Linked DNA regions of Homo sapiens: region 2 is linked to region 1. Evidence: chromatin contacts called from ENCODE Hi-C data. All regions are on one chromosome and are shown on one strand. The core of a region is the stretch at or near the end of the contact, and the rest is flanking DNA. Distances in the headings are between cores, read along the strand shown. Region 1 holds the start of BET1 (Bet1 golgi vesicular membrane trafficking protein). Region 2 holds the start of AKAP9 (A-kinase anchoring protein 9).

What was found. A loop is a pair of places that touch in the nucleus more often than their neighbours do. Pooled maps may share reads with other maps.
Region 2: a map of CD8-positive, alpha-beta T cell shows a loop between it and region 1 (10-fold over the local background). The contact joins the promoter of AKAP9 here to the promoter of BET1 in region 1. A Hi-C loop is called at or near these places in 3 of 168 maps with a recorded cell type or tissue (CD4-positive, alpha-beta memory T cell, CD8-positive, alpha-beta T cell and naive thymus-derived CD4-positive, alpha-beta T cell), 1 of 37 single-sample maps with no recorded cell type and 10 of 50 pooled maps.

The regions. Positions count from the first base shown.
Region 1 is chr7:94,002,072-94,007,871 of GRCh38, reverse strand. BET1 (Bet1 golgi vesicular membrane trafficking protein) reads left to right here and starts at 3,517. Exons shown (of 4, transcript NM_005868.6): 1 at 3,517-3,674. The coding sequence starts at 3,656. RefSeq lists enhancers at 2,951-3,580, 3,591-3,640, 3,095-3,700, 3,701-4,307.
Region 2 is chr7:91,938,677-91,944,476 of GRCh38, reverse strand. AKAP9 (A-kinase anchoring protein 9) reads right to left here and starts at 3,615. Exons shown (of 50, transcript NM_005751.5): 1 at 3,330-3,615. The coding sequence starts at 3,377. It overlaps LOC124901698 (a long non-coding RNA gene), which reads left to right and starts at 3,626. Exons shown (of 2, transcript XR_007060431.1): 1 at 3,626-3,813; 2 at 3,913-4,627. RefSeq lists enhancers at 3,325-3,474, 3,513-4,074 and a silencer at 3,675-3,784.

The DNA of each region.
Region 1 (5,800 bases), core at 2,268-4,767:
AATAAAATCTGTTGACTTAGTTTTGATGCAGTGTTTTGACTGCTCTGCCATGGTAAGAATGAAATACAGATTCATGTGTGAGGTATCTATTTAGGCCATTCTTGCATTTTTATAAAGACGTACCTGAGACTGGGTAATTTATAAAGAAAAGAGGTTTAATTGACACATGTTTCTGCAGGCAGTACAGGAAGCATAGTGCCAGCATCTGCTCAGCTTCTGGTAATGCCTCAAGGAGCTCTTACTCATAGCAGAAGGTGAAGCGGGAGAGGGCAGGTTACTTGGTGAGAGTGGGACCCAGAGAGACAGGAGGTGGTGCCACATACTTTTAGACATCAGATCTCGTGTGAACTCACTCAAGGGGATGGTGCTAAGTTATTCATGTGGGATCTGCCTCCATGATCCAAACATTTCCCACCAGGACTTACTTCCAACACTGGGGATTACATTTCAACATGATGTTTAGTTGGGACAAATATCCAAACCATATCAAAGTACAAAATACCAAATGTGTAATTTTAGTGATTTCACGAGTAGCGTGCTCTTATGTTTGCATTTAAAACTGTCATTGCACAATATAAAGATCAAGGGTAAAATTAATGCTAATAATTTATTTTTTTCTTTACTCAGAAGAATATTAAATAGCAAATAAAAACACCATGACAAGTTGGTGTGGGGAGGGGAGGAACGATGGTAGGGAGATTACAGAAGAAAACAGAAGAAAGAGAAGTTTTGTATCTTAATACCTTTAACTGAACTTTTCCCCTGTTTTCTGAACTAGAGGCACAACATTTTCATTTTGCCCTGAGCCCCACAAATTATGTGTCTGGCTCTGCTGAGGACTTTAAGGTTGGAATTGTGTGCCTAATTTTTACAAACTATGGCTGAAAAGCTTGCCATCAGTGCTAGTAATATTCCCAAATTATGGAAAAGACAGATCAAATTGGTGACTTTTTGCAAACTCCTTGAAAATATTCTTCGCATTCTTAAAACTTTTAAGTAAAACTCATTCTTTCTCAAACATGAATAACCAAAATAATTTTTAAACACTCTATTTCTTCTTTAATGGCTTTGCTTTATTTTATCACAAGTATTACAACATTATTTTCCTTCTATTGGTCTTGAAAATACGCGGTATTTCTGCTGTCCTATGGGTTACACAGACTTTGATTGGCCAGCATAGTAACTCTAACAGCCATGTGTTTTCTGGGCTGAGTTGGGAACCTGACCATCATTTCAGTCTTCAGGGAAAATGTGCTTTAAATACCAAACAACAAACTTAGAAACAAACTTTGTCCCATAGCTTGTTTGTAAATCAAGAGCTTTTTGTTTCTAGTTTACATTTTGTGACAGTTCAAATATGATACCCGAGATACTGAATTTGCTTCATGATTGAAAAATGTGTTAATGTTTATTGAACCAGTTTTGAGAGCTTGGTATGCTCTTTTCCCTTGGATTGGACTTGAAATTTGGTCAGGAAGAGGTAGGACAAATGGGCAGGCAGGAAGCAGACAGATAGGAGAAAGAAAAGTTCCAATTTTGCACCTCGATTCAGACATTTCCTGCTTTTATTCTTGCTTTTGTAATTACTAGAAGGAATACTTAATATTATTTTAAGTAATTTTTAGTCCTTTATCTCCTAGAGACCTACAAACATTAGATGTTTTCTGTGAGACTATCCTGTGAGAATAGAGAAGAGGTTCTAAATGCTATTCATCTCTGTGAAATTTATTTGCTTTCAATCAGTAAGAAAAGTTAAGGATTTTAATTTAAAAAGGAAAAAGCACAACGAGAAAAGTGAAAATGATTCCCTCTGATCGCTAATGTCAACTATGGTCACATTTAATAATTCTTTTTCTGCACATTGAGTTCATTTTTCCTGCCTCTTCCTTTGAGTGCAAATTTTTTTCAGATGACATTATCCTAATTTGATACTAGCAACGTTAGCTAAAAACAATAATTGGATTTTTTAGGTAACAACTTCAATATGAACTAGCTTTGCCTTACTTCAGTTATATTCTTAGTACATTATATATGTTTTCCTTTTAACTACATTTCATTCTTATGTCTTCCTACCATGTAAAGGAAGCAGTATATTTTATGTAATCTAAATGATTAGTTCTAGTAAATATTACCATATTTTCAAAAATAACGATTTCTACATTTCCATCAGCAAGCCTTCTGTAAGGCAATTTTTAAACGTTTTAATTATAGAACATGCATTTTTTTAACCAAAGGACTGTCACAGATTTTAAGTTATAAAGGGATACCTAGCTATCATTTCTTTTATTGAATCTCCATCTTTTATTTGTAATAATTGTCCCTGATATTATGCTTATTTAATTTCATTGCTTTTAGAAAATGGCGGTTTTATTTTAATGATTTTTTTCTATCAAAACACTATTGGATAAAGCCTCCTTCCCAGGTTAATAACTCTTATTAAAAATTGTTTTCATGTGTTTTTTACAAAAGCAACTTAACGCAGAGACTTATGCCAGTATTATAGTCAATGTTAATAATGTCCTGGGAAACTATGAGGAAACGCTAAATGATCAAAGATCACATATTCGGAAATCTCTAGTGTGGAGACGATTCCACTGCCATATATACAGCAGCAACAACAAAACCGCAGACACCCAGTGAATTTTGATCACCTACTGTGTATCAGGTTTTTTTGTTTTCCCTTCAAAAACCACGATTTCATCGTATTCTCACGATAAATCCTCTGAGATAAAATGAAATTCTAGGATTAACCTCGATACCAGTAACACCTCCAACTCGCCAACAAGTTTTAAACCCCTAATTGGCACACTGCCTTGTGTAAGCAGTATTTCAATAAGCTTTGTGTAAGTTAAAAAAAAAAAAGTGGGAGAGCGTTTAGGGGTCCTTTGGTCCCCATAACAACTAAAAGTCTTGGTTCTTTCTAGAAGTACAACAGATGCAGTAACAGGGAACTAACTATTCAGTGCCTCTGACCAGATCCCGCAGCCTTTCCTAGTCTGCTCTCATCTGAGCAGGAGTCCTACTCAAAGGAACCTGGTTTTCTTTCCTTTACTGGATACTACAAGGCACAAATCGGTTACTTCTGTGGGTGTCGGATTACTTGTTTGTAAACTGAGAAACCTGGACAAAGTTTTCTCTAACTTTCCCTGAATCGTCTCTGGAGGTGAGAGGGAGTTCGAGGCTAAATCAGGAAAGATACCCCAACCATCCTCTTGTGGGTGGGGAGGAGCAGATCTGCTGGGTTAAACTTGGTGGTCAACAAACTGAAAGCAGCGACCCGCGGGCTGCGAGCGGAACAGCGGGAACGTTGGATCAGAGACCCAGAATCAGAGCCGCAGTCGAAGCCGCCCCCTTTTCCGGACGCCCCGTCCGCTCCTGGAACCGGGTTCACATCACGCCCTCAGCAACACGTTATGCGTTGGTGAACTACATTTCCCAGAATGCCTTTCAACCTTCTTCCCAGGGCTCCAATGAGCGCCGTGGTGACGCCATCATCCGGCGCGGTGTTTAGACTCCACTGATGTCGTGGCGCTTTAGGGGAAGAAGTTGGTGTTTCGCTGGGCCCTGGTACTGAAGACGCGGTCCGGGTCGCCCCTAGCTGTTTCCTACTCACCCAAAGCCCCGCACCCGCCTTTTCTCTCTCTCCTCTGGCAGGATGAGGCGTGCAGGCCTGGGTAAGAAGAGGGCTGAGGTTCGAAGTTCGGGGCCCTAGAACCGGGAGCGCTGGGGCGCGGGAGGAAATCGAACCTGTCTTATGTTCCTGGCATTTGGTCCAAAAAACAGGATGTCTAGAGGGGATCTTTGGGGTCCATGTCGAGTGGAAACACACCATTTGTCCCAGATCTTTGGAATTTCCTTAAGTTTGAGTCAGATTCAAGTTTGGATGGTAGGCTAGAGAAAGTAGTGGACTAGGGGTGGGTGTGTACAGGTGGCATCTCAGTGGTCGAGTGTTTTAGTGTTATTGACTGAGCGTGGTTATGGACGCTGCTATGTTTTCCAAAGCCCGACTCCGGTTTCTGTTTCCCTACTGGCCCTGGATCTTAGTTTCTTCAGAAGCGGAATTTGAAGAGTGGGTGGTTGCACCCAAAGCACGCTAGTAATGGTCGTTAATCTGGTAACAGTGAGTTACAAAGGTAAATGTATGTGTCATTATTGTTAAAGGTCCTGGAACTGGAACTTCTGGGTCAAAGGCGATTTCTTAATCTGAACCTTGTGCCACGGTTAAGGCAGTAGAACGTGGTTAAGGTTTGGCGACTTAACATTTGATCTTTACCTTTGGGGTTAGGAAACTGGCTCATCAGCAAGAATAAGTTAGACACAAGGAATTTTAATGGACCCTTATAGTAACGCACAGCTACTAGAACGGCATTTTCTGGTTCTGAAGCTTTCTCTTAGGACACGATTTTTTTTTTAAAGAAGACCCCGCTAAATTAGAGTGCAGTATACTTCAGAAAATAAATGAAACATTTGAAAAAAGATATTACCTTTCTCAGTCATTATAAGATTGAAAAAAGAAAAAAAAAATCCCCAAAGTGTCAGATATTTAAAGTCAGTGAAAGTTGCCAATAACCGTAGACTTGTTTATTGATCAATAAATTGTAGTATGAGAAAGTTTTTTGTTTTTTTAATGAAGTTTTTATGAATACTTAGATCATAGAAAATGGGGCCAGGTAAATTGAAGAGAAAAAAAAAAGAAATAATTTTGAGCAAGTTTAGCTTTATATGTCTAAATGTTTTTCTTGTTCATCATCCTTAATACCAAAAAAGATTTATTGTGTGCTTGAGTAAGCTCTAGGTATACAGTTGTTTGTTGCCCTGTTTGTGATCCCCAAAGCTTCCAGTCTAGGTGGGGAGTAGGAATATGTGCAAAGATAAATTGTAGTACAAAGTGTCGCTATACATCCAAATACCAGATAAGTTCTACATATAAGGGATGGTCTCAGAGATTTCAGAGATAGATCACTGTGTACTTTGTGGGGAAGATCTTTGTGTATTTGGTGGAGACATAGGAATTTGAAGTAGACCTTGAATAATGGAGAGTGGGGGAAGTGAGTTCCAGATAGGAGGAACTCAAAAGAAGTAAGGGATTATGATTAAGCCAGTTTGGGTGAAGTAGGGGATTCGGGATCACACTGTGGAGATCTTTGCATGCGAGGCCAAAGAGTTTGGATTTCATCAGTAGGCCCCTAGGCCCTTTTGAGTATTTTCCTGCTGCAGTGTGCCATGTTAAATTGCAGGAAAGTGACTTGAGTAATGGTTCTCAGCCCTGACTGTACATTAGAATCCCTTGGGAAGTTTTTAAAGTATTGTTACCTGGACCTCAGCTCAGCCAGTAAAATTAGAATTTCTCCAATTTAGAGCCCACTACCTTCTCCTTTTTTCCTTTTTTTTTCTTTCTTTTTTTTTTTTTTTTAAAAAAAAGCTCTTCTGTGATTGAGAGGAGAAGTAATTACCTAGGTAACTACTATTGCTATAATTTACATTGGTGTGAAGTGACAAAGGCTTTTGTTACACATTTTTTCTTTTCTTTTTTTTTAAAGTATGAATGCATATTGACCTGAAATTTTAAATTTGGGATCATAGTGAATCTGATACATATCCATAGGCAGAAGCTGCCACACTTCACATGAATCTCTAAATGGTTTTGTTAGCTTACTGATAGAACCTATCCAAAAAAGTAGCGTTTATCTAAATAAACAAAGGCTGAGGATGATCTTCAGTACTCACTAGCTTTTTTACAACTTTTCATAGCAGTACACCACCAGAAGAGAAGTGGCTTTGTTTGGAATAGCAATTCTAG
Region 2 (5,800 bases), core at 2,366-4,865, 2.1 Mb after region 1:
AGGTGGAGGCTGCAGTGAGCCAAGATCCTGCCACTGCACTCCAGCCTGGGAGACAGGCTGTCTCAAAAAAAAAAAAAATGGCATTTGAATATTCTTTTCTGGTCATAAAAGAGATACATTGTATCAAGAATTTGGAAAATACTAAAAGTATAAAGAAAATTAAAATTGCCTATAAGCCACCACCCAGAGATAGCCACGATTTACATCTTGGTGCTTTTTTTCAGGTGTCTTCATATTTAAATATGTACATATACCTTTTCCTGGTAACTTTTTTCTTTTTAACCTGGCATTATTTGTGGGCATTTTCCACACTCAAAAAGTCTTTGTAGAATTATTTTACATATCATAATTTATTAACCCATTATTACAGATTTGGGGTAGTATAAAACATTTTATACAGTATACTATATATTATACTGCATACATGACAAACTGTTTAAAAAGTGATCATTTATAAGGTTTAGATACAGAAAGGGAATTTTCCAATGGAACTGTTTATCAATAAATTACCCCCAAAAAGATTTGTAAGTTGTGGTTTGCAAAACTAGATTATCAAATACAATACTTAAGTCCAGTGAACAAATGAGACATTTGCAGAATGAAGTCTCAGATAAACTTTGGAAAATGATCATTTAAAGTTGTTTCTGATGCCAGCAATATGGATTTCACATTAAGAGAATTCTAGATTAATGTTATTAAATTACAACCGTGCTAGGAAAGTAACACTTATTAATGACTCATTAATCATTCTGTTCATTCATTAAGCAAATATGTATGAATAACTATTTGAAAGGCATTATATTATGGTGCATTAATATCAATAGTAAAGCTTTCTTAGTAATTCTATAAAATGACATAGTAGTATTTAAAACACTTTAACAAAACGTGGAAGAATATCCCCCAAATCCTACTGCAGCTCATCCCTCTTTGTACTTATCACCCAGAGTCTGTCTCTCCCACTAAACAGTGAGCAACTTGAGAGCAGACACTGTCACCACCTCTAGGTATAAAATAGGGATTCAATATACGTTTGCTGAATAAAATTATAATCCAGAGTTTTTCAGTTCTAATCTGAAAGCACACGTTTATACAAATGAAATAATGTACATACTATTTTTGATAATGCCCTTTTCACACTATTTTTCATATTCCTATCAGTCTTCATAATCTTAATGGCTTTAAAATATTCCATCATATTTATATAACTTAGAAAATGATTCCCTTCGTGTTGTCTTTAAAAGTTATTTCCAGGGGTTTTTTTTTGTTTGTTTGTTTTCTGAAACAGGATCTCATTCTGTTGCCCAGGCTGGAGTGCAGTAGCATGATGATAGCTCACTGCAGCCTCGAACTCCTGGGCTCAAGTGATCCTCCCACCTCAGACTCCTGAGTAGCTAGGACTACATACAGGCGCACACCACCATGCCCTGCTATTTTTTTTTTTTATTTAATTTTTTGTAGAGTCTCACTATGTTGCCCAGGTTGGTCTTGAACTCCTGGTGTCAAGCAATCCTCTCGCCCCAGGCTCCCAATGTCAGCATTTTTATATTGTATAGCTAATGTTGCAGCAAACACACCTTGCCTTACAAGTCTCATAGATTTATATCTTACTGGAAAAAGGGCTAAATTCTAAAAGAAGATAATCTTTTACAACAAAAATTCACCTTAAACAGGTTTTTACCCCATACATAGAATTCTGAAAGATAAAGAAACACACAAAGAAACTAGAATTGTATTTTGCCACATCAACTACAACTGCAAGCAATTTAAATAAATCCTCTATTATGAAATGTGTATGTCCAAAGTAAACCATGTTTTGTAGGACTGCTTCACATATATTCAGGAAAGACATTTCTGGGGGCAGGCAATAAAAATTGTGAGGTAACAGACAAGTAAGACATCTAATCAGATCTTCAATGCTTTTGGAGGGGCACACACTTCACCTCCACTACTTCCGTAGATGCATAGAGCTTGCTCAGCCCCTCAGATTGCACAAGTGTAGGCTTTGGACTTCTAAAGATACCCTGATTCCCCTTTCCCACCATTTATAGATTCGAAAGTAAAAATTTACCTGGCTATATACAAGCATTTAAACCTTGATCTTAAATAGAGGGAGCTTATAGGAAAGTCAACTATATTTTAGAAATATGAAGCTAGTTTTTATATATATATTCATTTAACAAACTTGTGTTGAGCTTCTATCACTGCATCTCTGCGGTATGGCCCTTCATTGATAATAAATCACTAACCTGGTTTCCTTTGTTTATGTGAGGAGAAGAGAAAGGAAGAGAGGAAAAACAGTTACCTGTAATACAATTTTTGTCCAAGTATGACTGCTAACAATTATCTCTAAAAATAATATAATCCATAAAAGAAGACTTCATTGAAGGGAGGAAGGGGGCTTTTGAGCCCAGACAAAATATATGCTCAAATATGTAATTTTTAAAAGAAATATGCTACGCAGCTTATATTCTGTATATGTTAAATTTCTCATGAAGCCCAATGAACGATGCCTGTGTATAATTGTGTATTGTATTGTTTGCTTTACAGGCTTTTCCATAACCGTTCACACACACACACACACACACACACACACAACCAGGATTCGCCAGAGAGATATATAACAACTAAATTATTTAAAGCAGGAATTCTATAGGTGTTGGCATATGGAACCTTTCGGTCCTCAGAAGTTCCATTCACAGACTGCATTAACATTCCATAGGACACAAAAGCGCATGCCATGACAAAGACCTTCAAGTACAAACATACAAAGACACGCTTCTAAAAACGCCCCTAAAGCCAAGTTCACAGCTGGCACTTGTGGCACACACAAGCCACTGCTGAGACAGCTGTCACAGGCCAATCACACACACCCAAGAGTGCCAGCGTGCTACCTAAGGAAGACAAGCTGATGATCAGCGCACAAATCCCCAACCCAATAAAGAAAAGCCCTAAATCCCCACCCTGGAAAGCACAATGCCTGCACCACCCAGAAAACTCCTTAAAAAAATGAAAGATCGGAGGTTTAGAAGCAACTAAACACTAGTTTACAGCAATACAGTAAAAGGGGAGTTTTATTTGGACATTCACGAGAAAGGAGCCACAATATTCAATCCTCGCGGAAGTATTATCAGCTAGCACAAGGCTTTGTCCCCCAACTGGAAAAAGGGGAAAGGAGGAGGGCGAGGAGAGATGCAGACCCTAAGACCCTGCAGCACCTCCCTCTCGGGCAGTGCACTGGGGCTGCGGCGAACTCCGCTTCCCAGGCCCCCTCCCACCCCGTGCTAGCCACCGCCTCCCACCGCAGGCCCGGTTGCCTCGGGCTCTCCTACCTTGGCTTTGCCGGCCTCCAGCTTCTTCTGTCTCTCCTCGTCCTCCATGGCCTCTGCAAGGAAGGCAGGGGAAAACAGGGGTTGAGGGGTGGTTGGGGATAGAAAGGAAAGGTCGATTTGGACGGAGGTGGGACGGCAAGCTCCACGGCCTAGAGAGCCGATTCGGTCCGGCGCTCCCCCGCCCGAAGTGGAAGCAGTCTCCGCGCTCACTGGCGGATCGTCCTCAGCCGCACGGGAAGCGCCGTCACCGCCGCCGCCGCCGCCATCTTCGTCTCCACGTAAACACACGGCGAGGCGGGAGGGGCTGGAACGTCTGTCCGCGCAGCCGCCTCGTGGGCAGGTGCTCCTGGGGTGCCGCCCCGGCCCAGCCCTCCGGGGTCAACCCTTGCCAGGCCTGGGACCTGCCTCCTACCAGCGAGGATCCCGCCGTAGAGAGCGCCCTTCCCGCACATCAACGGCTCACAGGTGGCGGCCGAGCTGAGGGGTAGGAGAGACGGAGTGTGCCAGAGGCTCCTGGCCTGACCCCCACCCTCCGTCCGAGGAATCCACTGCTATTAAAACATGAGTTTTTTTTTTCCTTCAGGTTACAAAACTAACACACCTAATGGTGAAATTGGCGAACACCTACAAGCTCCAACGGAAAAGTTCCGGTGGGGGGTGGTGGGGGGGCGGACGCCAGGTTTTCTACCTACATTAACTGCTTGACTCAAGAATTATGAGAGCAGCTAATTGCTCTTATTACTTCCTTAGCCTGAAAAGTCCCTCCCTCTTCCCTCCACTGGTTCCCACTCAATCTCCGGTTCATCCTTATAGTCCCATCGCACACGCTGCCTCCAAATGGCTTTTCTGACCTCTTGTTCCCTCCACGGCAACCGAGACACATCCAGTCAAAACTTAGTCCCCTCCCCCGACTCTTTGGGGCTTCCCTTTAACAGTAGTGTTCTGAAAGGAGCCTGAGCTTTAGAACCTCGGTTAGGGACAATGCCAGACTACACTAACTTTCTAGCGTTAATGACAAGTTACCTATCCTCCCTGAGCCTACCTGGAATTTTTGGAAGGGTTGTTAATATATGTGACTGCCCTGACATATTAAAACGTCCTGAATAATGTCAGCTTTATTTCTCCTTGGACTTCCTTTAAGTACCCTGCACCATATTTTAATAATTTGTGTGCGTCTTAGTTCAGCTCATACTCCCAGCTCCTTGATGACAGAGACTCATCATAAGTCTTGCTCATCTTGGCTTTACTAAAATGACCAGCACAGAGCTCTGCACTCAATAAACGCTTTTTGGATTGAATTGAGCAGTGTTTATAAATTTAACATTACTATCTTTCCTTGTTTCCCCGACATGTGCTCCCTCAGTCCTTTGTGTTCGTCTCCCTGCCCTCCAATGCTCACATCCATTCCTGGAGTGAACTACACATTTTAATGTCTCTGGTTGATTACTCAGATTTATCATGTTTCTCCGTTGCTTTGAGCTAGGTTGGACTGAAAAACTAGCAGTTGTGAACAAAAAATAGGCTAAAATGAGTTCAAGCGTAGAAGTGGTGTTAAGTGAAAAATTGAGGTTAAAAAACAAAAAAGGAGATAATAAAGACCTTAAGTCTACCACAAACTGAAGATGAGTTTTAAATAGCCCTCATTTAGAAATCTTAGCTTTAAAAAAGATTTTTTTCTTAAGCTCCGTAATGCATACATTCTGCCAACTTCTAACAGCCAAGTGCATATTGTCCTGTTATCTCAACCTGAATTAGGAACCAGGTAAAATTAGACATTTTATCATAGGGATGAAAGAATTGAGGCAATAAGTGATTTACTTAGTCACCCATCAAATTAAGAGTAAGGACTAGAACTAAGTGTTCTAATAGTGCAGTGATTTAAATACTGCCTGGATTGAGGGATTATGAGTGTAGATGCTGATTGCCTAGGAGGGGGAAGCCCCAGGGTATCCAAAGCTATTCCTGTTTGTTAAAGGATACTGCTTTCTCGGTGACTAAATAAGTCAGCTGTTTGTAGGTGCTGAGAATGTTCAAGAATACCTTCCAAAGCAACAAGATTATTTCAATGTTTCCTTCACTGATAGCAGCCAATCATATACATGTCTAGTTTACATAATGGGTGCTCAATCAATGTTGAAAGTTAGATTTGTGTTAACTTCTATTAGAAGAGCAAGCATTGGGCACTAGTGTTCTGACTCTTCCTTATGGCACCTATTCTGTCATAACTTGTCATACCAATCATTAATTCATGTCATGTCATTCACTTACTCAGGTGATTCTTTCAGAAGATATTTCAGCAAAGACTTGAAAGAGATGAGGAGGCTGGGCGGGGTGGTGCACGCCTGTAATCCCAGCACTTTGGGAGGCTGAGCGGGGTGGATCGCTTAAGCTCAGGAGTTCGAAACCAGCCTGGGCAACATGACGAAACCCTGTCTCTACAAAATAAATAAATAAATAAATAAAAATAAAAT